Linked DNA regions of Homo sapiens: all the other regions are linked to region 1. A link is an interaction called in ENCODE POLR2A ChIA-PET data of the cell type or tissue named here. Cell type or tissue: GM12878. All regions are shown on one strand.

Region 1 (8,000 bases):
CCAATGAAAATAGTGACAAAAACTATAAACTCTATGTTGCCTCACCTTATATTTATCTAGGATTATGCTGAATCTGTTATTGTCAAACACTTATATTAAGTTATATTAAGTTAAATGCCATGGTGTTCTATTGTGAGTGCTTTACCATCCATCTTCAAGATGTTGCCAGGCGAGTGTTTTGGACACAGGGTTGTTTTAGGAAGAAACACTCCAAGCCTCCACTACACTCCAGTAACAGCTCTTCCAGCTTTCCAGGGAAATTATAATTCAGCATAAGGAGTAGTTTAGGGCTCTGAACTGCAATTTCTAATTTCAATGGTCGCCTTTAGCCTTTTTTTTTTTTTCATTAAAGTTAATGTCTTTTTTAACTGGTAGAGAAGAGGTCTTTGAAACTCTCTCTTAAAGGTTTACTATTTTAAGGGCATTTGGAATACCACACATACCTGCTTGCACGATGAAGTGGGGAGGAGAGGCAAGACTTCTGGAGGCTTGAGATGCTTCCTGTAGTGAAATACAAAATGCGATGCTAAGGACAAAACCAACACCATACCGAGCCTCGTGTGTACCCACCACCTTCTTTATTTTTTTTATTTTTCAGGCAGAGTCTCACTCTGTCGCTTAGTCTGGAGTGCAGTGGCGCAATGTCGGCTCACTGCAACCTCCGCCTCCCGGGTTCAAGCGATTGTCCTGCCTCAGCCTCCCAAGCAGCTGGGATTACAGGCGCATGCCGCCACACCCGGCTAATTTTTGTATTTTTAGTAGAGACAGGGTTTCACCATGTTGCCCAGACTGGTTTTGACCTCCTGACCTCAAATGATTTGCCTGCCTCGGCCTCCCAAAGTGCTGGGATCATATGGGTGAGCCACCATGCCTGGCCGTGCCACCCACCTTCTGCCTGGATGCTGCCTCTACCAAACCTTCCCAGGCTTGGGGAGGGCCAGTCTCCTTCTTCCTGTTGATTGTCTCGCCCTTGGCAGGGCTACTTCACTTTAGCTTGTGTCCCAAAATATAAAACTGAAGTGGGGACAACGTCCAACGTGGATCAGCATACCCCATGCAGTGCCGAGGGCTCCCTGGTGCCCTAAAGACCACACTGTATCCCTACACCGAGGAAGGACAGGGGTGTGTCTTCTGTGACCTCCAGGGATCTAGCTAGTTCAGTCACTTAATGCATTGATCAGGCTTAGGTCACATGACAAAAAGACATCCATTTTTGGACTCTTTCACCAAAATGACGGCCTGTTTTGATCACTTGAGAGAAACCGTCCTTGGCATGGACTTGCTCCATCACTCTGCTCCTGCCTCCACCTTTCCATCTAAACGTCACCTTAAAAATATTCCTGCCACTGTTTCAAAATGAACTGGAGAAATGGATTCAATTTCTCTCTAGTAGTTTTGTGACATTCCACCAGAAAACATGGCAAGGAATAGTAAGTTGATATCTTGGTACAAATATCCATATCCGTCATGCAAGGGCCGCCTTTTGCTTGGTGCCAGGGAGGTAACTTACCAGACGCTTTCCACCCGGCTGTCCTCCCTTGCCTGGAAGGATCTGCCTCCTGGGGCCTGTCTTTGGTTTCCCAACATATTGGCAGCTCCTCCTTCTCCTCCTGCTCCTTTCTTCTTTTTTTCTGGGGGTGGTGGAAGCAGTCTTCCCCTCAGGGATGCATAAGCCATAACATGCTTCCCCAAACCTCCACCTCCACGCAGGGGCGGGAGCTGCATCAGCTGGGCCGGCACTGGCATGCTCTCTGGCTGAACTTCAGTAATGTCTCCACTAATATAGCAAGTGTAAAATTGCAAAATTGCATTAGGCCTCATTTAAGAGACTTTTTGTGTGTGTGCTTCTTACCTTATAGATGCTGTATTTTTAATGGCAAAACCTATTAAAAAGCAGAAGTAATGCTTTGCTCTTACAGAGTAATAAGTCTATGAGCAGCTGTGTAGATGATTCTCAGTGATGTTTTCCAGGACGGCTTTTTTTGTTAATGACCTTCATTTTATTTCTAAAAAGCAGTTGTCATGCACTGTCCAATGTACTTTTCTTTTCTCTCTCCCCTCCTTTCAAAAGCCGCATGCTAAGGGTAAGGTCTATGTCCAGAGTCAAGGTAAGATTTTTAAAATATTTATTTACTTATGTACAGGGATAGAGAATGAATATATCAAAATAGATGCATATTTATATGTGATAAATATATATATATATTTAAAAGAATAAGTTTGCATCCTTAAGAGACACATATTGAGATGTTTATGAAGGAGATAATATGATTTCTCAGATTTACTTAAAAATAATCAGTGAAATGGCTACTTTTTTTTTTCTTTTTTGAGACAAGGTCTGGCTCTGTCGCCTAGGCTGGAGTGCGGTTGTGCGATCTCGGCTTACTGCAACCTCTGCCTCCTGGGTTAAAGCGTTTCTCTAGCCTCAGCCCCCCCAGTAGCTGGGACTATAGGCAGGCATGAGCCGCCATGCCCAGCTGATTTTTTTTGTATTCCTTGTAGAAATGGGGTTTCGCCATGTTGCCCAGGTTGGTCTTGAACTCCTGGGCTCAAGCAATCTGCCTGAGAATGGCTACATTGTTAAGATTTTTCTAACATTAGAATAAAAGATAAATAGGAGAAATTATAAAATAATGATTTAAAATGCGGATCACTTAACATTTTCTGCCAGTAGAAGTACGATATACTCCATCAGCAGTATGTTTGGAAAAAACAAACCAAACCAAATGCGGAGCTTCTGTTTCAGCTGACTTGAGTTGGGGGAACTGGAACTCTTCTCCCTTCATACTCCTCCTTCCTCCCTGCCCAATTCTGCCCCTATGGTGGCATCTGAGGCCCTTCATCAAACCCTCTGAGGTTTAAACACAGTTTTTTGTTTTTGTTTTGAGATGAAGTCTTGCTCTGTCGCCCAGGCTGGAGTGCAGTGGCGCAATCTTGGTTCACGTCAACCTCCGCCTCCTGGGTTCAAGCAATTCTCCTGCCTCAGCCTCCCGAGTAGCTGGGATTACAGGTGCCCCCCCACCACGCCCAGCTAATTTTTGTGTATTTTGTAGAGACAGGGTTTTACTGTGTTGGCTAGGCTGATCTTGAACTCCTGACCTCAGGTGATCTGTCCGCCTTGGCCTCCCAGATTGCTGGGGTTCCAGGTGTGAGCCACCGTGCCCGGCCTCTCTAAACACAGTTTGTAAACCACTGTACTACATGATAGAAATAATGGAAAGACTAGATCCAAGGAAGAACATGTAATTGGCCCCAAGCTCAGGTTAGAACGAGTGCAGAGGCTGAGGCCAGGCGTTCGGGCCTCCTGAGGACTTCCATGGTGCTCAGGCGCACCTTAGTGAGGCACGGCATCCTGTCATCACCGTGTCCTTGCTGCATTGGCTTCAGTGACATTTTTAGCTGGTGCAGCAGGAAAAACCTGGGCTCTGAGGCAGCGCGTAGGTTTGAACACAGCGTCTACCACCTCCACCCTGCGCATTTTGAAGTGCGTTTAACCTCTTTGAACATCAGTGTCCAGCTGGATAAACTGGAGGAAGCAGTCTGCTCAGTGGGCCTTTAAGGGTTACAGTGGAGTATGGAAAGCGCCTACATGCAGTCGGAGCCCAGGGCTGGCTTGAAATGGGCGCTTGTTAAATAGCCGCTGTCAGTATGATTCAGTGTGAATAACGATTATGCAGGTGGATTTTGGAGGTGGTTAGATGACTTGATTTACTTACATTTTATAAAATTTCAAAATGTTTCTGTTACCAAGATAACGTGTTAGACGTTGCCTCTGAATTTCTAAATTGTAAAATAGTCATTTTTTTTTTCAGCAAAAATTAAATGTAACTTCTCTCTCTGAAGAAGTAATAGCCAACAGACCATCAGGCATGAGTTGGTGAGGGTTGAGAGTGGGAATTTTACAGGGAGGTATAATTTTCACATGGGGCTTAGCTGACAGTGTTTTTGAAACCTGTTACTTCCTGGCATTTTTAAGGAACTCAAGGTTTGTCTAACCCCTAACCCCGTTTGGGCCTGTCATGGATCCTGGGGCTGAAAGGGGTGCGTCTTTTCTCATGTGGAATCCATGGGCTCTTTTTAACCCTCCTGTGCTGAAGGATTCATGGGACTTCAGTGACACACTCAGAGCATCGAGCGGCTTTATAAAAACCAGGTGCTACTGTTATTTAAACTTCAACACAAGTGGGCCGTGTGTGGTGGCTTACACCTGTAATCCCAGCACTTTGGGAGGCTGAGGCGGGAGGATCACTTGAAGTCAGGAGTTCGAGACCAGCCTGGCCAACATGGTGAAACCCTGTCTCTACTAAAAATACAAAAATTAGCCGGGTGTGGCAGCGGGCGCCTATACTCCCAGCTACTCGGGAGGCTGAGGCAGGAGAATCGCTTCAAACCGGGAAGAGGAGGTTGCAGTGAGCAGAGATCGTGGCACTGCACTGCAGCCTGGGTGACAGAGCGAGACTCTGTCTCAAAATAATAAGAATAATAGTAATAATAATAATAAGCCTCAACACAAAATAACTCATTGTATTTCAGCAGTCGCTTCAAAGTGAACTTGCCCTTTTTTTGTTTCTTTGACCCAGGAATTGCAACAACACCAAACGCCGCTTTTAACTGGAATACCTTTCTTCAACGCTCTGGTGAGACATGAGATCTTCTTAGAGGATTTTGATGAAGTGCATCTTGTCAGTTACTTTCAGGAGCTTGTGACGTTCATGCGGTTTTGAAAAAGTGGTTGTCAGAGAGAACAAGGTTCATTTCCCTCTGTCTGCGGCTTCATGAGTAGTTTTATCCTTTTGAGGAACAGCAGGGCTAGAAAGCCAGAGAGACAGGGGCTCTGGCCCTTTCTGATGCTGTTTTTAGCACCTGCTTTCCAAATTTTCAGTATCATTTCCTGTGACATTTGTTCTTTATAAGAATAACAACCTCATGTGTTCATTTTATTTTACTTTACTAATTATACACGTAGTTAAATTACCATTGTAGAAAAATGAGAAAATATCAGAATATGCAACACATTTTTTTTTTTTTTTGAGATGGAGTCTCGTTCTGTTGCCCAGGCTGGAGTGCAGTGGTGTGATCTAGACTCACTGCAGCCTCTACCTCCCGGGTTCAAGTGATTCTCCTGCCTCAGCCTCCTAAGTAGCTGGTACTACATGCATGCGCCACCATGCCTGGCTAATTTTTGTATTTTTAATGGAGACGGGGTTTTGCCGTATTGGCCAGGCTGGTCTCGAACTCCTGATCAGGTGATCCACCCACCTCAGCCTCCCAAAGTGCTGGGAATCCAGGCATGAGCCACTGGGCCTGGCCAAAAAATGCAACAAAAATTTTAATCACTTGAAATTTCATCACCAAAAAGAAACTGCTATTAATGTTTGATGTGATCTTTCTCAACAATTTACATGTAAATAATGATGTTTAAAAGACAAAGTCAAGCTTCACTTACTACTCTAACCTGCCTTCTTTGCTCATTATGTCAGTAGAATAGAGTGAACTCATCCTTTTTTTAAAATAATTCTATAGTTTGTATGCAGTGAAATGCAGAGATCTCAAGTGTAAAATTAGGCAAATGTTTGACAAATGTATATACCCATGTGACAAATACCCCAATCAAGATAGATAACATTTCCACCACTCAAGAAAGTTCTCTCATGCCCTCTTCCATATTTAATTTCTGTCTCTTTATAGGCGATTCCTAGTCTAATTTTTCTTATCTTAGATTAGTTTTACCTGTTCTTGAACTTCATCTAAGTGGAGTCATGCATTGAATAATTTTTTGTATCTGGCTTTCTTTGTTCAACTAATGTGTTTGAGATTTATCCCTATTGTGTGTATCTGTAGACCTTTTTTCTTAGTATTCTATTTTGGAATGGTGTATTTCATTCCATATATCACAAATTGTTTATCTCTTCTTCTATTGATGAACTTTTAGCTTGTTTTCCATTTTTAACCGTTACAAATACATTTACTATGAATATCCTTGTGCAAGGTTTTTTGGTGACCTATGTTTTCACTTCTCTTGGATAAATGCCTCTAAGTCAAATAGCTTGACTATATGATTAACATTATAAAAAATATCCAAACAGTTCTCCAAGGTGTGCCATCTTACACTTCCACAGAAGCTGACAAGAGCTTCAGTTACTCCACATTCTTGCCCACCGGTGGAGTAGACAGTCTTTTCAATTTTAGTTGTTCTAGGGAGATAATGAAATGGTGTCTCATTGTCATTCTTCTAAGTTTCATTTCCCTGATGATTAATTTTGTTCAGCACCTTTTTATGTGCGCGTTGGCCATTCATGTATCTTGTTTCGTGAGTGTCTAGCCAATTGTGTGTGTGTGTCTTCTAATTATTGGTTTGTAGAACTTCCTTATATTCTAGGTACAAGCCTTTTGTCAGATAAATATATTGTTAATATTTTCTCCCATTATCTGGTTTATATTTTTGTTTGCTTAACCATGTCTTTTGAAGAGCAGAAGAGGCTTAAATTTTATTGAAGTCGAGTTTATCAAACTTTTTCTTTGATGGTTAGTGCTTTTGAGTCCTGTCTACAAAATCTTTACCTACCCTAGGGTCACAAAGATGTTTTTCTTTCTTTTTAAAATGTCTTTAGAAGTTTTAGTGCTGTAGCTCTTTCATTTAAGATTATAAATCCATCTGAAATTACTATTTGTGTGTTGTATGAGGTAGGGATCTGTTTTTTTTTCTTAACAATATCCAGATGGTTCCGGCGTCATTTATTGGAAATGTTTTTCTTTGCCCATTGAATTGCTCTGGTGCCTTCGTTGAAAGTCAGTTTACTGTATGTGGCCTTCCATTATCTATGCCTATCTTTATTCCAATATCATGCTGTTTTGTTGGTATAGGGTAATAGTAAGTCTAGAAACCAAGTAGTGTTAGTCAATAACTTTGTTTCAGAATTATTTTAGCTATTCTAGGTTTTTTGCATATCAATTTAAATTTGGGGCTCAACTCATCAATTTCTGTAAAATCCTGTTACATTGAACCTCCACCTCCTGGCTTCAAGCGATTCTCCTGCCTTAGCCTCTCAAGTAGCTGGGATTACAGGCACGCCCCACCACACCTGGCTAATTTTCTGTATTTTTTGGAGAGAGAGGGTTTTCACCATGTTGGCCAGGCTGGTCTTCAACTCCTGAGCTCAAGTAAGCCATCTGCCTCAGCTTCCCAAAGTGCCGGGATTACAGGCATGAGCCACCTCGCCTAGCCTCCTGCTGCAAACTTCTAAGAAGAGACTGAAGATGCAAAATCAATTCTCTGCCCTCAGCAAACAGAAAGACACCCCAAGTCTGTTTTCATGCTAAAGACTTGAAACAAGAAGACATACATGCAGCCAAAAAACATATGAAAAAAGTTCATCATCCACTGATCATTAGAGAAATGCAAATCGAAACCACAATGAGATAACATCGCACATCAGTCAGAATGGCGATTATTAAGAGGCCAAAAAACAACAGATGCTGGCGAGCTTGTGGAGAAATAAGAACGCTTTTACCCTGTTAGTGGGGATGTAAATTAGTTCAACCGTTTTGGAAGACAGTGTGGCAATTCCACAAAGATACTATTTGACCCAGCAATCCCATTACTGGGTATATACCCAAAGGAATATATATCATTCTGTTATAAAGATACATGCACGTGTATGTTCATTGCAGCACTATTCACAATAGCAAAGACATGGAATCAACCCAAATGCCCATCAGTGATAGACTGGATAAAGAAAATGTGGTACATAGACACCGTGGAATACTATGCAGCCATAAAAACGAACAAGATCATGTCCTTTGCAGGAACATGGATGAAGCTGGAAGCCGTTATCCTCAGCAAACTAAGGCAGGAACAGAAAACCAAACACCGCATGTTCTCAACTTATAAGTGGGAGCTGAACAATGAGAACATGTGGACACAGGGAGGGGAATAACACACACTGGGACCTGTCAGGAGAGGGTAGGGCTGGGGGCATCAGGAGAGCATCAGGAAAAAT
Region 2 (8,000 bases), 100 kb before region 1:
TGACGGAGTGCAATGGGGAAATCTCAACAGTGACTGGTCTGGCACTTGTATCCTGCACAAACACATATCGAAACCACCAGAATGGACTGCATGGCTCTCAAGGCAGCCCACAGAAGTGATTCAGCCATTTATGAAACTGAAAGAGAGGATGTTAGGAAAGGAGCCCAAACCAAGTATCTACTGGAAAAGCCTCCGGAAACCAAGGACGTCTCCTTTCCCACAGGGAGGGAACGAGGACTCCCTTCCTTGGCATCAACCAGTGTGGTGACGGGGCACAGAGAAGGCACTCCAGCCCCGGGGGGAGAGAGAGGTCTGAGGCCAAAGCTGAGCCTGCGCTTTGGGGAGGTAGGACAGGCAGGCAGACACAGCCTCCAGTGCAAAGACTTCCTGCAGACAGCCCTTCTGCAGGCGCACTCTGCTGAACCGCAGCCTGCAGCTAGAGCCCTGCGGTGATTCAGTTCTTCTCTGCCCATGCTTATTTCCCCATGTGCCACAGCTCTGGAAGAGAAGCTGAATTATAAAGAAGGCACAGCAAAAACTTCATTCAGACACGACCTCACTTTAATTATCTATTTGAACAAAAGAAAATGCAATAGTCTTCTAAAATGTCCCAGTCTCTAGAACAGAGATTTCTTAAGCCCAGGGACTAATTTCTTTAAATCTATTAAGTACTATATCAATACATTCAGTCTGGCAAAAGTAGATGAAAGCTGCTATGAAGGCAGCATTGTTTGAGAATATTAAATTCCATTTCAGCAATGCTTAACACTGAATTCCTCATGACAGCAGATAATACATAGTTGGTTCAAGAATATCAACTTTTATTATTATGTAACTAAGCTGTTTCATCAGTCAATAATTTTCAAATATTAATGAAGGGAGAACTCCAAAATAATTCAGAAAGTCAGCAATACCCAGCTTTATCAGCAAAAGATAAACAACTCATTTCAGCACATAAAAATTATGAAAACAGAATGGAAATCCTCAAAAGGATAACTCTCCTCATCAGAGTTTAGAGACTTAGGCATTTGTTCTTATCAGGTTTATCTGTAGCGGGAGGAGATGCTGCCCAGGAGCCTGTAACAATCTAGAAACATTTTTGTCACCAGAAAAATGCACACAGAATTTTACATAAAAAATTCAAAGGACTCGCAGGCACCCTGACACTTGTTAATAAACCTAAGGTTAGTAATCTGAAGGTGGAATTCTCATCCTTGAGGATGATACAGTACCTTTAATTTACAAAAATTCATCTATTCAGCATTCAATAGCCTAATTCTAAATCAGTAGGTAGAGAAAAACCTCCCTTTAACTCAGTCCAAATGTCACTTTTCAGAGCAACCCAATGGTTTTAGTACCAGCAGAAAAATGACGTATCCTTAGGAAAATAATCTTAAACTTTAAAATAAAGGATTAGTGCTGTAAAATAACTGATACACATCCTCTTTTACAGACATGCACTTCCTGAACAACCTGGGGCACGACTGCGTGTGAGCACTATATTCTGAATCCACAACTGCTGCAGTCGGGCCTGAGGAGGAACGGAGCAGAATGCCTCTTACCTGCAGCAAAGGCCGAGCACATGACAAAGAACATGCCCACGGCGATCCTCTTCAGGGAGGATGGGAGCAGGCCATGTCTTCTCAAAATGGGATCGACCAGTTTGTCCTTCAGAGGGATGAGCAGGAGGATGAGCACAGCATCAAACATGGTCAGCCAGGCTGCAGGGAGCTGGGGTGAAACACAGGAGGAGGCGTTTACTCCCCGCAATACAGGCCATCACCTGTCTAGAGAACCAACGTCTCAATGGGAGAAATGCACGTAAAGAACAGTTCCTCTCCACAAGGTACAACCTCTTCAGTTTAGAGACAACGGAACTGGGAAAAGATTTCTTTCCAAATGAATCTGCATTTGCTTTTCTGTGTTTTGAGGGGAAAATAATCAGGTGAAAAATACTAAGTAATGTTGAATTGATGTTAGTCAACCTAATCTAGCAAATGATACAACCAATGAAAAAATATTCTCTAAAATAAGTAAAAACTCTATTTCAATAACAATGCTTTTGTGTCGGTGCTGTTAACATTTATAAAAGATTTACAGTTGGTAGAAGGAATCCATTTATTACATAAGTCCAAAATAACAATGTTCAGATCATTACAATTGTTCTTACCGTGTGAGGAGTGGTTGTAATATTTGAAATTTCTGGAATCCTCAAATGAAGACTCTGTAAAACATATGTTGTCTGCATCTAGGTATAAAAAACAGTATCATTATATGTGGACCAACTGTGCTCTCAAACACTCTAAGCATCCTGCCCCTCCCCTAAGCTAGACTCAGATGCGACACACAGTGACTCCCAGAAATAGACAATGGCTCAAGTTTGAAAACAGACAGGTCAATGATTTGGTCATCGTAAAGTCCTCTGGAGATCAATTTTGAAAAAGAATGGCCAGTTATCCAAAGGAGAAATTACATTAACAAGAGGGGCCTGAAAAACCAGAAGCGTACCTGTTCTCAGCTTCTTTTTCAGAGAGGCTTTAGACATAGTTAAAGCAGCCAAAATGACTCCATAACTAAAACCAAAAATTCCAAGATTCTGTAGACTCATGGGAAAAAAAATCACCTAGTCCTACCTACTTTAGAAATGGCCAAAACAAGTGCTAGGGTAAGACTTCATAGGAAGATAAAGGAAATTAAACCTGTTTGTCACCACTCACTTGGAAATACACTGTCCAGTAAGGTATCAAAGCCAAGAAAACAGGGACAATCTTGACCAGAGCTTTCACATCTTCCACTTTCTCTTCTGTAAATGGCCCACCATGAGACATCTTACATGAATCAAACAGACTTTGTTTAGAAGATTGCTGAAAGACTCCAATGCCTTCACTTTGGGAAATAAAATGAAGGAATTAGTTTTCTTCCCCTCCCAGCAATCAATTATTTGGTCACAAATTAAGTTTGGAGGTAAGAAACCAGCTCACTGTATTGAATCTGCTTCAACTCATTCCATCACTTACTAATTGTACACACCCAACACAGCTACCTAAATTATTTCTAAATGTCACAGAATGTACTGAAACAGCTGACAAAGGGACTTTCTAGTCAAAGTGAAACTGGGCTACTGTAATTTTGGCGTGGCTGGAAGATCTGTGATGACAGTGTGAACCACGGCTGAGCTGAGAGCCCCAGCGCAGCTGCCAGCTCGGCAATCTCCGTGTGGGGAGAGTCTGCAGCTCTACGTGACACTGGGAGGGACACTAGCTATGCCACTGGATAGCATATGAAAAAATGCACTGGATTGTGTGAATTTTTAATCAGCTAATTTATCAAACATCAAGACCTGACAGCCAATACCCATGCTGTTAATAAAACCCTGCTGGTTTAAACTGAGTCACTGGCAGGACTGAGGCAGGCTTCTATTCTCGGAGGAAAGCTGTCAGCTCTTGGATTAAGGAAGAGCTGTTGGGGGAGGGCGGTGCTGGTGGTGATGAGAGGAGGATGTCCCTGGCTCTGTCCCCTGACAGTAGGAAACAGGGAGTGCCCAGTGCACCGCGTCCCATGTGCTCCCTCATTAACCATGTGGTGTTAAAACTCTTCAGGGCCCTATTGCACAGAGGAAGATGCCGGGGCACAGAGAGTGTGAAGGGTGCCTGAGGTATGGCCAGGACTTGGACCCAGGCAGTCTTGGCTTTACAGCCTGAGGCCCTGACCCCTGCAGGACACCACTGTCCCTCCACTCCCTGCCACTGCCCTCACATCTGCCGGTCACAGCAGGAACATGGACCTGGCATCCCCAGCTCTTGTACTAACGAGTTTCACTTCCTTGCTCTGGGCCTGCTTCATTATTTAGAAAATGAACAGGCCCCACTAGACAGCTCCGCACTCTCTCCCAGCTCCAAAACACTCTAATGGGGAACGGGCTCCAAGGATCTCAGGGGTAAAATGGGAAAACAAAGTGCACACTATTCTCTAAAGCCAGAAGTACCAGGAGAGAGTTAATTCCCAATAAGATTGTGTTTAACTGTGGGAAGCCAACAGAAATGGCACCTGTCAGCCTTCTAGTTTATTAACTCATGTCCCATTTTACTATGGTGCCAGTATTTTAAATTCTTTATCTTATAAAGTCAACATTTTAAGTCTGGACATTCAGAGTGGGGAAAAATAGAAGCGCTGAAAACTATAACTGAATATTTTAGCCAAATTTTGGACAAGAAAACTAAGTTCGATTCAACAAATACTGATCGAGTACCTGCTGTAGGCCCTGCATTGCTCTACCTGGGGGCTAAAGGGGAGGGCTCCTGTCCTTACGGACTTAGTCTAGTGGGGGAAAATAATCAAAAACAAAAACACCCAAAAGTGAAAATAAATTCCAAAGACATTATAAATACTTTCACTCGAAAACATTAACTTCTTCAAGTACTACTTTTTTTCAAAAAGGAAATTAAAGTCCTTTTGTACCTAATGCAGATACTATCAGTGGTTTACCACATCATATTAAATACCTTTCACTAAAAACATTTAAATAACAAATAAACCCATTTTCACACAAAGAATCATTCACACAGGTTACTGGTTATATTACTTTCGCTTTATGTAATTAAAATATTTAAAAGCTGTGAAATCAACATGCATCTGAAGCTTTACTGGGTTACACATATTGTTAGGTGCACTATTTTGCAACATACAAGGGTCCAACACGAAGCCACGGTCACAAGTGACACCCGAACACCCACAAGAGCCCTCTGCTCCTCCCACACAAGTTGACGAGCTCCAGTTTCAGGACGCCTGTGCCTGAGTCTCTGTGAAGGCCGCATGTAGGTGTGTGTATTCTCCAGGAAAAGAGTCCACTGGTTCTCACGGATTCCCAAAGAAGTATGTATCTCAAAAAGCTGTAGAACCATTTCTACTCTGGTCTGATGAGTTGAACAAATACGCCTTCATTTCTCATTTAATATCAAGCACTATATTATCTTCAAAACACAGATCAACCTGGATTGAAACTGAGATTGGGCCAGATGAAATTAAGTGTCACAACTGTAAAAATGTTGGGTATGTCATGCTTCCTCAGGCTTTGGAGGCCCAACTTTTTTTTTTTATTTTATTTTTTCGTTTTTGAGACGGAGTCTCGCTACCTTCCAGGCTGGAGTGCAGTGGTGTGATCGCGGCTCACTGCAAGCTCCGCCTCCCGGGTTCACGCCATTCTCCTGCCTCAGCCCCCCATGTAACTGGCACTACAGGCACCCGCCACCACGCCCGGCTAATTTTTTGTATTTTTAGTAGACGGGGTTTCACGTATTCGCCAGGATGGTCTCGATCTCCTGACCTCGTGATCCGCCCGCCTCGGCCTCCCAAAGTGCTGGGATTACGGGCTTGAGCCACCACGCCCAGCCTGGAGGCCCACCTTTTTTAAGGCACCCTCGTCACAGTGGTCACCACTGACAGGGCCCTTATCATGTACCTGGCATCCTGCTGAGGGCCTTGCACACATCACTGTGCTCAGGCCCCACCGTGAGCCCATGAGATGAATCCATCTCCGCTGTAAAAAAAGGAAAGCTGGGCTTCGCAAGATCAGTAACCTGCCCAAGGTTACAGAGCCAGTTCATACAAACAGCAGAATCTGAGAATTCCTCAGACCATCAACTTTTCTGCAAGCTAGCCCCTGCTTTTTTTTCCCTTATTTTTGCCCAAGAAGACTTTCAAAGACTATCCTAAGAGGAAATCGGCTTCCTAAGTAAAAGTAACTCCAAACCCTCTCCACACTGCCATTTGTGCTTTAAAACCCAAATATGTCCACAGAACAATGCTGTTCTCTTGCAGAAATGTCTATGGGCTACCACCCACACGGATACTAAAACTTTAAGGGTTGTTCCTGAAAAAGACCTCTAGGATCCGAAACACTGCTTTTGTCTGATCAAATAAGGCCCTGGCAAAAGACTAGTGTCAGCTAAGATGGGGCTATATTTTTTTTTTTTTTTTTTGAGACAGGGTCTCACTTTGTCACCCAGGCTACAGTGTAGTGGTGCAACCATGGCTCACTGAAGCCTTGACCTGACCTCCTGGGCTGAAGTGATCCTCCCACCTCAGCCTCCTGTACTTTAATTACTAAAAATTCTTTAGTGCGGTCCCACCATTTGCAGTTTTGAATTATGTGTCTGAATGCCACAATGACCCACTGGCATTTCCAATAGGTCATGTAGACTGGTGAGATCTGCCAGAACTCCACACAGGGACAGCCGGAGAAATCAGAGATGTTCAGGAGCAAAGTAGGCGCACAGGGCTATTTTGGTGAAGTTTCAATCTACCACGTGGAAGGAATATTAGACACATTCGCTACGGCTCCAAGAGCATGAGTAAGACAAACACAGACAGGCCGCAGGCAGGCAGATGTGTGAGTGGGCCCGCAGAAGAATGTCCAGCAACCAGTGCCATGCCACAATGGGGTGCACGGCTCAGAGACACAGGACGCTCTGATGGCTGAGTGATCAGCCTCCCACCCAGCAGCCTCCAGGCATTTCTACGTTGATCAAAACATTCCATGAGGGGACTGACTACAAAAGGTCCCAGAGACTTCTCTGGAAGGATGGAAATAATCTATGCCTTGACTGCACTGGTGGTTACACAACCTGAGTAAGTTTGTCATAATTCACAAAACTGTACAGATATAAGGGGTAAATTTTACTATCTGTAAATTATTCCTCAATAAAGAGTAACACAAACACTTCTGAGCTCTCTTCTTGGGCTTAAGTTCTGGACTTTATTAACTGGCATCCAACATCACCAAACATGAGTCATAGTTGGCCAGTGACTTGGAGGGGTTCTGAGGACACAGGCCTTTCTGTTTTAACACCTCAGTTCATGGGACTTTGGTGCTAACACTGGGTAAGTCCCATGAGATCATCTGGTTACCCTCAGTGCATCTCGCCATTCTGCTACTGCACCTTCCTGTCAAGAGTTACAGACCTGACCGCCGTATGATGGACCTGACCGCCGTATGATGGACCTGACCGCCGTATGATGGACCTGACCGCTGTATGATGGACCTGACCGCCGTATGATGGACCTGACCGCTGTATGATGGAGCCCATGCTGACCTTTAGGTAAGAGGCAGTGGCTTACTTTTTAAAGAGCAGAGACAGGTACTGACAGCATAAGCAACTGCTTAGTTTTTCATTCAAATGTATTTCAAAGCTTTTTAAAATAAAAAGAAACATGTATAAAGCATGTCTTCTGTCTCCTCGATGTCCTCCACAAATTTCTACCTTTATAATCTGGCACCAAAGGAGCTTCCGTCTACACTAGCAGTGAGAGAAAGTGCAACGTGGGGTTAAAGCATGAGCTCTGGAATCAGGCCACTGGCCTGTCTTTAAGATGGGATAATAAGACCGCACCCGCCTCCTTGGGGAAATGCAGTGTTAAAGGAGAGAAGACATGTAAACCACTCAGCCCAGGCCCAGCACACAATAAGCACACAACAAACCGAAGCTAGGATGTTAATAAAGAGATCGATAAAGTCCTTTCAAACAGCCCAAGATGAGAACTAAGTGCTTACCCATTACTCTGGCGCTCTCCACTTCGCTTCTGGGAACAGCAGGAATACGTCAGTATCTTGAACATGTCGGTGAAGGCACTGCCATCAGGAGGCTTGGTGATGAAAACGCTCTGGCCACAGAGGAAGACCACAAAAGCAAGGCCGACGCAGACAGTGGGGATCGCATAACCAGTGACAAAGCTGACGTTCTGCTGAATATAGGCAATGCCACCTAACGACAGGATCGCTCCCAGGTTAATGCTCCAATAAAACCAATTAAAAAATCTCCTAGTGGCTTCCGGACCTCGATCTTTAACCTAAAATAACAGGGAGGAAAGACACTTGAAAATATATGACAGTCTTCAAGGATGAAAACCATATACGGTCAAGTGGTTAAAATTACCGTTGTCATCACAACCTTTAAGAAGCGCAACACAATCAAAATTGTGTTTACAGAAACATTCACGGATCT
Region 3 (8,000 bases), 83 kb before region 1:
CTCCAGCCTGGGTGATAGAGCGAAACTGTCTCAAAATAAAAAATAAAAAAGAAAGCAATAGAACTCAGACTTCAATGAAAGGCTTATATCTAATTATGAGTCCAGTGCTGCTTCCACTTTGCAGTTGGTAGAGGAGACAGAATCTTTGAGTATTTTTTCTAAGACTGATAGGTTTGACGCTCAGGCAAAGTCTAGAGTAAAATTAACATTAAACATGGAATGAAAGCAAAGCAAATGATTTGAATCATGTGATAACCCAGTGTCCAAACAGTGCTCAATACACTCTGCCATTTTTGAATGATAGTAAACTAATCCGATTGCATTGCCTCATTTGAGAAAACTAAAGCTAAGTTTAAAAAAACAAAAAAGTGAGCCAAGACCACATCTGGCAAGATCACATTTATATGCAATGGCCAGAATAGGCAATAGGCAAATCCATACAGACAATGCAGATTAGTACAGTTTCCTGATACTGGGGGAGGGGAGGGGAAGATTGGTGCACATCTCTGTGAATGTACTAAAAAACCACTGAATTCTACAGTTTATATAAGTGAATTATATGGTATGCGAATATGTCTCCATAAAGCTGGTACCAAAAGAAAGTGAACTAATAGTTACAGTTTGAAAGGTTTCACATATAAATTTGGATGCCTTGCTATTTGGGGAAAATAAATGTGAGCTCTGGCAATGCTGGACTTGTGATTACCTGTTACATTAGTATGATCCCATCACTTTGAACCATGCCCCATAGTATTCAAGCCTTTATGTATTCCTCAGAGATCACACCACAGGGCCTGTCCTGTGACCTGTTTTGACCAAGAGAATACATCAAAAGTGTCTCTGGGCCTGGTCTGGGCACAGGCTTAAAGTCTGACACCTTCCACTTTCATGACTGGGGTGTCCGGAGCCATCATATTAGACGTCCACCTGCCTTCCATCATATGTTGAGGAGGAGTCTGCAACTATGTGGAGAGGGGATTCTCAGCATTCCAGATGACCTGCCTACTGAATGCAGCCATGTGAAGACCAGCAGAAGAACCACACAGCTGAGCCTCAACCCAGATAGCAGAATTGTAAACAAATAACATGGTTGTTCTTTTAAGCCACTAAATTCTGGGGCAGTTTATTATGTAGCAACAGGTAATGGAAACACATTTGCTTCCCCCTGTAGCCACAATCTGCTGACACTCAGCAGCAGCCACTGTCTTTAGATGGCAGACACTTTCTAGCTTTCCTAAACCCTCCCCACTCACTATTGTCTTATTTTTGTTATCATAGAGAAAATTCTCCATATCTGCATAGTCCAGCGCAGGAGCCACTAGCTATGTGTGGCTATTGAAACTAGTTAAAATTAAATAAAATGAAAAATTCTGTTCCTCAGTTACACTAGCCATATTGCAAGTGGTTTGTGGCTAGTGGCTACCGTATTGGACAGCATAGTCTATTTCACACCATCATTGCAGTAACTTCTATCAGCAACCCCATTCTTTTTTTTTTTTTTTTTTTTTTTGAGACGGAGTCTTGCTCTGTTGCCCAGGCTAAAGTGCGATAGTGCCATCTCGGCTCACCATTACCTCCACCTCCCAGGTTCAAGTGCTTCTCCCGCCTCAGCCCCCCAAGTAGCTGGGATTACAGGCATCTGCCATCATACCCAGCTAATTTTTATATTTTTTATAGAGGTGGGGTTTTACCATGTTGGCCAGGCTGGTGTTGAACTCCTGAAGTCAGGTGATCTGCCTGCCTTGGCTTCCCAAAGTGCTGGGATTACAGGCTAGAGCCACCACGCCCGGCCAGCAACTCCATTCCGTACTAAAATGTAATGGATATGATTGACTAATTAGCCAACATCCATACTCTTTCTTTTTCCAAACAATCCTGATTCTCTTCACATATTTGTCTTCCTTAACCCACCCCTGTCCCCACCAGCTTCCCATGTAGCTCAGGAGAACCTGACTTCATCCTTGTTCCCAGATAGAACTAGCCCACACCAGTACTAGTCTCATGCCTCTTCATGGTGACCAGTTCAGGAACGCAGACTCTAACCTTTCAGGACACGAAATTTCCCTGGTGCCTGCGGTTACTGACCCAGCAGTGGACAAATGAGGTAAGTTGACCCAGTCAGACTAGAGGCAAGGCCACTTATTGGCTGACTGTGGGCGAGGCACATGCTCCCAAACTGGATGTGAGTTAGGAAACCTGCAGCTCTAATAGCTCCTGATGGCTATTGACAACCATGAGATGAACCAGCTTAGGATGAGACTGACTTGGGGGATGGCACAGGAGACTCAGGGAGAAGTGAGATAATAAGTCTTAACATTGTTTAAGCCACTGTGTTGGGTTTTCTGTTATTTGTATTACTTGTGGCCCCAAGCCACCTATCATAATTCTATCAAAAATGGAAAAAATAAAAGAACTGGAAGGCTAGGGCAGGAGAATTGCTTGAACCCAGGAGGCAGAGGTTGCAGAGAGCCGAGATCGCACCACTGCATTCAGCATGGGCGACAGGGTGAGACTCCGTCTCAAAAAATAAAAAATAAAAAAATTAAGGAACAAGAGAGGCCAGCCTGATTTTTTTCTCATGCCTGACCCATGAGTTTTCTGCTGGGCTTCTGTAATGATTGGGTTTGCAGCCCCTGTACTGAGCCCCCAGTGATGGTATAGCTAAAGAATTGATGTAAGGTGATTCCTCCCACTTTATTGGATATGCTCGCAATATACTTCTGCCCCAAAAAGTGATCCTATGAGTCTCTCCTTTGCAGCTAAAATTAATAAATGACCCAACCCATACAGTAGGCATCTAAGGGATAGGTAACCGTGTCTTCCAAAATAACATTTTTGTCTATTGGCTCTTCACCTCAAGGGCCCTCTAGAAAAGGGGCAAGGACACTCTTTGCAAAGGTGCCTGTGGTGTGGACTAGACTTGGAAACACAGGGTTCTCCCTTCTCTGGTACCACTTTGTCTCCTGAGCCTCACCCAGTGCAGAGCTCGAGTGGGTGTGATTTAAGGCAGTGAACTGAGAAACCGTCACAGACAGGACATTCAGGGGACTGCCTGACTCCTCTGGCTGTTTCATGACATTTCTGCCGTAGTTTCACATCTCTGTTGAGTTGCTCACTCCTCACCGCCAGACAGTTGCCTCTCCTTACTGACAGTTTCAGCTTCCTCAAAACTTCGGGTTAGAAGCAGCTGTCATAGCCTTTCTGTGCCATCTGTACATCACTAACTCACTCAACAAACAACTGTTGAACACCTGCCCCCTGAGTCATGACAGCTCAGCCTCAGCTCAGCTCAGCCTCAGCACTCACGGCCAGTGCTTCAGCTTCTCCAATTTCCCAGATCCCTAGGGAGGGACTCGGATAGGCCCCCTCACCTTTGTGCATCAGGCCATAGCATAAGTCATTAGCCATAGTACAGCCACAGGCCATGCCACACATCTTTTGAATCTCCTTGGGTACAGAGAGTTGCCATAAATTCTATTTACTTCAAGGAGTCACTGTTGCAACCACTCTTTCTGGCTACAAATACTCTTGATAGAAGCAGAAGGTATAAAAAGTGAAATCAATAAAAACACAGGCAACCAACGGAATAGAATCAGGTGTTAAATCCTTGATCCTAAACCAAAGCCACACTAATCTACTTTTAGTATGAACTAATTCAGCTCCCAGAATGACTTGCATTTATTTTAACAGAGGATGTGAGAGTGTACGGTCAGGAAGCTGATTTTGATTTGACTTGTTTCAGGCACTCATTTTATTTGACCCTTGCGAGTAGCAACGTCTGTTTCTTGCGTACTTTTCCACCTGTGTTTAAAAAACCCCCAAGACGTGCAAAAGTTGGGCTTCGCCAATAGAAGCAGGGAGGTGAAGAGAGAGAGAGAGAGTAAGTGAAAGAAAATGAACTTCTGCTTCCTTCTATTGCAAGAAGCGCAAGATGGTGTGACCACACCTAAGATCCTATTTTAACCACCACTTTCACAATTCCTTGTAAGCAACCTTAGCCTAAACTGTAATCATATAATAGTTCGTTGGTAATTATAAGTGTATTTGTTTTCTAGATTAGGCCTTACAGGAAAGATCAAGGAAGATGAATACAAAGAACAAGAACAGAAGCACTAATACAAAATAACTGATTGTATGAAGTGAAATCAGCCAGGCACAGAGAGATACATACCATGTGCTCTCACTCATATATAGAAGCTAAAAAAGTTGATCTCATAGAAGTACATGTTTCAAAATCCTACCTTATGCCCCATAATTATGAACAATTATTATATCAATTAAAAATAATGAGGCCAGGCGTGGTGGCTCACGTCTGTAATCCCAGCACTTTGGGAGACCAAGGCCAGTAGATCACCTGAGGTCAGGAGTTTACGACCAGCCTGGACAACGTGGTGAAACCCTGTCTCTACTAAAAATATAAAAAATTAGCCAGGCGTGGTGGCGGGTGCCTGTAATCCCAGCTACTCCGGAGGCTGAGGCAGGAGAATCTCTTGAACCCGGGAGGCCAAGGTTGCAGTAAGCCGTCATTGCACTATTGCACCCCAGTCTGGGCAACAAGAGTGCAACTCAGTCTCAAAAATAATAATAATAATAATGAAAGGCTGCCTGGTATGGTGGCTCATGCCTATAATCCCAGCACTTTGGAAGGCCAAGCTGGGCAGATCACTTGAGGTCAGGAGTTCCAGACCAGCCTGACCAAAGTGGTGAAAGCCTGTCTCTATGAAAAATACAAAACTCAGCCGGGCATGGTGGCAGGTGCTTGTAATCCCAGCTACTGAGTAGGCTGAGGCCGGAGAAATGCTTGAACCTGTGGAGGTTGCAGTGAGCTGAGATTGTGCCACTGCACTACAGCCTGGGCAAGAGAGCAAGACTCCATCTCAAATAAATAAATAAATAATAATAATAAAAGCAAAAAAGAAAAATCTCAGTGTATGATAATAAAGGGATCTGGTCGGGTGCAGTGGCTCATGCCTGTAATCCCAACACTTTGGGAGGCCGAGGCAGGCAGATCACCTGAGGTCAGGAATTTGAGACCAGCTTGGCCAACATGGTGAAACCCAACCTCTGCTAAAAATACAAAAATTAGCCTGGCATGGTAACGCAAGCCTGTAATCCCAGCTACTATTCAGGAGGCTGAGGTGAGAGAATCATTTGAACTCGGGAGGCAGAGGTTGCAGTGAGCCAAGATCACGCCACTGCACTCTAGCCTGGGCAACCGAGCAAGACTCCATCTCCAAAAAAAAAAAGGTGGGGCCGGGTGCTGTGGCTCACGCCTGTAATCCCAGCACTTTGGGAGGCCGAGACGGGCAGATCAGGAGGCCAGGAGATCGAGGCCATCCTGGCTAACACGGTGAAACCCCGTATCTACTAAAAATACTAAAAATTAGCCGGGCGTGGTGGTGGGCGCCTGTAGTCCCAGCTACTGGGGAGGCTGAGGCAGGAGAATGGCATGAACCCTGGAGGCCGAACTTGCAGTGAGCCAAAATTGCGCCACTGCACCCCAGCCTGGGCGACAGAGCGAGATTCCATCTCAAAAAAAAAAAAAAAAAAAAAAAAGAATCAGTAATTCATCAATTCATGGGGAAAGGATGGATTGTTAAACAAATTATGTTGGAATGAATGTTGAAACATAGGGGAAAACAGTCTTCATATTTTGCACCAACATAAATTTCAGATGGATTAAATATTAAGAAACCAAAACTATAAAAGCACTAGGAGAAAATATTGGCAAATAGATAATCGAGAGAAAATGCCTTCCTAAGCCTAACACTAAAGGCAGAAGGCATGCAGTAAAAAATTAGTTTGACTACATGAAGATTTAAAACTTATGTGTATAAAAAATAATAATTGCTGTTGAGAGCACACAAACTAAGAAAAAAATTGAAGTACATAAGACAATGTTCTTTTTTTTTTTTTGAGACAGAGTCTTGCCACCCATTCTATAAACTCTGTTTTCAGCAGAACTTTTTATATCTCCATATTCCTGAGTCCTATTTATCCTATTATAAGTATGTACAGAATGACAATCTTTCTATAATATGCCTTTATTTTATTTTATTTATTTAATTTTATTTTTGAGATGGAGTCTTGCTCTGCCACCCAGGCTGGAGTGCAGTGGCGCAATCTCGGCTCGCTGCAACCTCTACCTCCCGGGTTCAAGTGATTCTCCTGCCTCAGCCTCCCAAAAGTTAATGTTCTTATTTTATAAAGAGTTATAAAGAATATTATGGGCCGGGCGCGGTGGCTCACACCTTTGGGAGGCCGAGGCGGGCGGATCACGAGGTCAGGAGATCGAGACCATCCTGACTAACATGGTGAAACCCCGCCTCTACTAAAAATACAAAAAATTAGCCGGGCATGGTGGCGGGTGCCTGTAGTCCCAACAACTCAGGAGGCTGAGGCAGGAGAATGGCGTGAACCTGGGAGGTGGAGCTTGCAGTGAGCTGAGATTGTGCCACTGCACTCCAGCCTGGGTGACAGAGCAAGACTCCGTCTCAAAATAAATAAATAAATAAATATAAATAAATAAATAAATAAATAAATAAAGAAAGAATATTATCAAAGGATAAACACCCAACACATAAAATTGGCACAGTGAGTGGCCAGGCTCTTTAGAGGATAGCTATTGTTGGGTCCTATTCAGCATCCATTCTCCCTTCTGGTAACTGCACCTTGATTTTCCTTAACTAATCAATGCTCGCTGTGATTTAGGTCTGGCGGCTGTGATTTAGGTCTGGCGGCTTGACCCCTCCAGTCCAAGAGTGGGCAGTTGACCTATGCCTATCCAATTAGCAGTATCCCATCTATTGAGCTAAAGTACTTGGTTCAGGCCGGGCACGGTGGCTCACGCTTGTAATCCCAGCACTTTCGGAGGCCGAGGCAGGCAGATCACCTGAGGTCAGGAGTTCGAGACCAGCGTGGCCAACATGGTAAAACCCCGTCTCTACTAAAAATATAAAAATTAGCCGGCCACGGTGGCACGCGCCTGTAATCCCAGCTACCTGAGAGACTGAGGCAGGAGAATCGCTTGAACGCTGGAGGCGGAGGTTGCAGTAAGCCGAGTTCATGCCACTGCACTCCAGCCTGGGCAACAGAGTGAGATTCTGTCTCAAAAAAATAAATGAATAAACAAAAATAAAGTATTGATTCACAGATGGACATGTGATCCTAGTTGGTCAAAGCTAATCCCAGAATTTACTCTCGAATGAGCAGGAAGAAGTGATTCTCTTTTCTGTTGAGTTTGAGATCATGGAAATATAAGCTTGGAGTTGCCAGAGGCCATCTTGTGAAACCAGAGAAGTAAGCATCCCAGAAGGAGATAGAGATGAGAGAGACACTTGTTTGAAAAAGACAGTTTAAATCCCAGAATTTTGGAGGCTGAGGCAGGTGGGGATCACCTGAGGTCAGGAGTTCAAGACCAACCTAGCCAACATGGTGAAACCCCGTCTCTACTAAAATACAAAAATTAGCCAGGCTAATTGTGGGGTCTGCCTGTAGTCTCAACCACTTGAGAGGCTGAAGCAGGAGAATCGCTTGAACCCGGGAGGTAAAGGTTGCAGTGAGCTGAGATGGTGCCAGTGTGCTCCAACCTGGACAACAGAGCAAAAGAAAAAAAAAAAAAGAAAAAAGGACTGTTTATAGATCTTGGTTCTGATCATAGCTAAAAGTAGCTTTTTCTTTAAAATTAGACATTTTAATTGTGAGTCCATAAATTCTCCTTTTGGTTAAGCAAATGTGACATTCTGTCAATTGCAATAGAAAAAGTCCCAACCAGCTTTGTACAAAAATCAAATCAAAATGGATTAAAGACTTAAATCTAAGACCTAAAACTCTGAAGCTATGACAAGAAAACACTGGGGAGGGCCAGGCGCGGTGGCTTACGCCTGTAATCCCAGCAGTATGGGAGGCTGAGGCGGCACATCACCTAAGTTCGGGAGTTCAAGACCAGCCTGACCAACATGGAGAAACCTCGTCTCTACTAAAAATACAAAATTAGCCGG

Evidence for each region. ChIA-PET counts read pairs that join two places held together with the same protein. Peaks named below come from ENCODE experiments on the same cell type or tissue, not always from the same donor. Only the 100,000 strongest peaks of a DNase experiment are listed, where the experiment ranks them.
Region 2: POLR2A ChIA-PET joins it to region 1 with 14 read pairs; 4 of 35 experiments call an interaction of 5 or more read pairs at or near these places.
Region 3: POLR2A ChIA-PET joins it to region 1 with 17 read pairs; 4 of 35 experiments call an interaction of 5 or more read pairs at or near these places.

Annotation. Positions count from the first base shown.
Region 1 is chr12:128,910,353-128,918,352 of GRCh38, forward strand. GLT1D1 (glycosyltransferase 1 domain containing 1) reads left to right here. Exons shown (of 12, transcript NM_001366886.1): 5 at 2,072-2,108; 6 at 4,581-4,637. Among named protein-coding and RNA genes, the nearest start is that of GLT1D1, 61 kb to the left of the region's middle. RefSeq lists an enhancer at 6,144-6,263. In GM12878, no CTCF peak of the experiment used is centred here; DNase peaks (open chromatin) are centred at 4,759 and 6,259.
Region 2 is chr12:128,807,226-128,815,225 of GRCh38, forward strand. It overlaps SLC15A4 (solute carrier family 15 member 4), which reads right to left. Exons shown (of 8, transcript NM_145648.4): 2 at 7,550-7,845; 3 at 2,718-2,886; 4 at 2,171-2,248; 5 at 1,563-1,731. Among named protein-coding and RNA genes, the nearest start is that of SLC15A4, 13 kb to the right of the region's middle. RefSeq lists enhancers at 3,577-3,676, 4,911-4,980. In GM12878, a CTCF peak has its summit at 3,732 (motif pointing left); a DNase peak (open chromatin) is centred at 3,126; H3K4me3 peaks cover 4,286 bases; H3K27ac peaks cover 5,819 bases.
Region 3 is chr12:128,826,892-128,834,891 of GRCh38, forward strand. It overlaps LOC124903083 (a long non-coding RNA gene), which reads left to right. Exons shown (of 2, transcript XR_007063602.1): 2 at 778-2,555. Among named protein-coding and RNA genes, the nearest start is that of SLC15A4, 6.9 kb to the left of the region's middle. RefSeq lists enhancers at 2,880-2,949, 3,520-3,629. In GM12878, no CTCF peak of the experiment used is centred here; DNase peaks (open chromatin) are centred at 3,140 and 3,790; H3K4me3 peaks cover 1,285 bases; H3K27ac peaks cover 2,898 bases.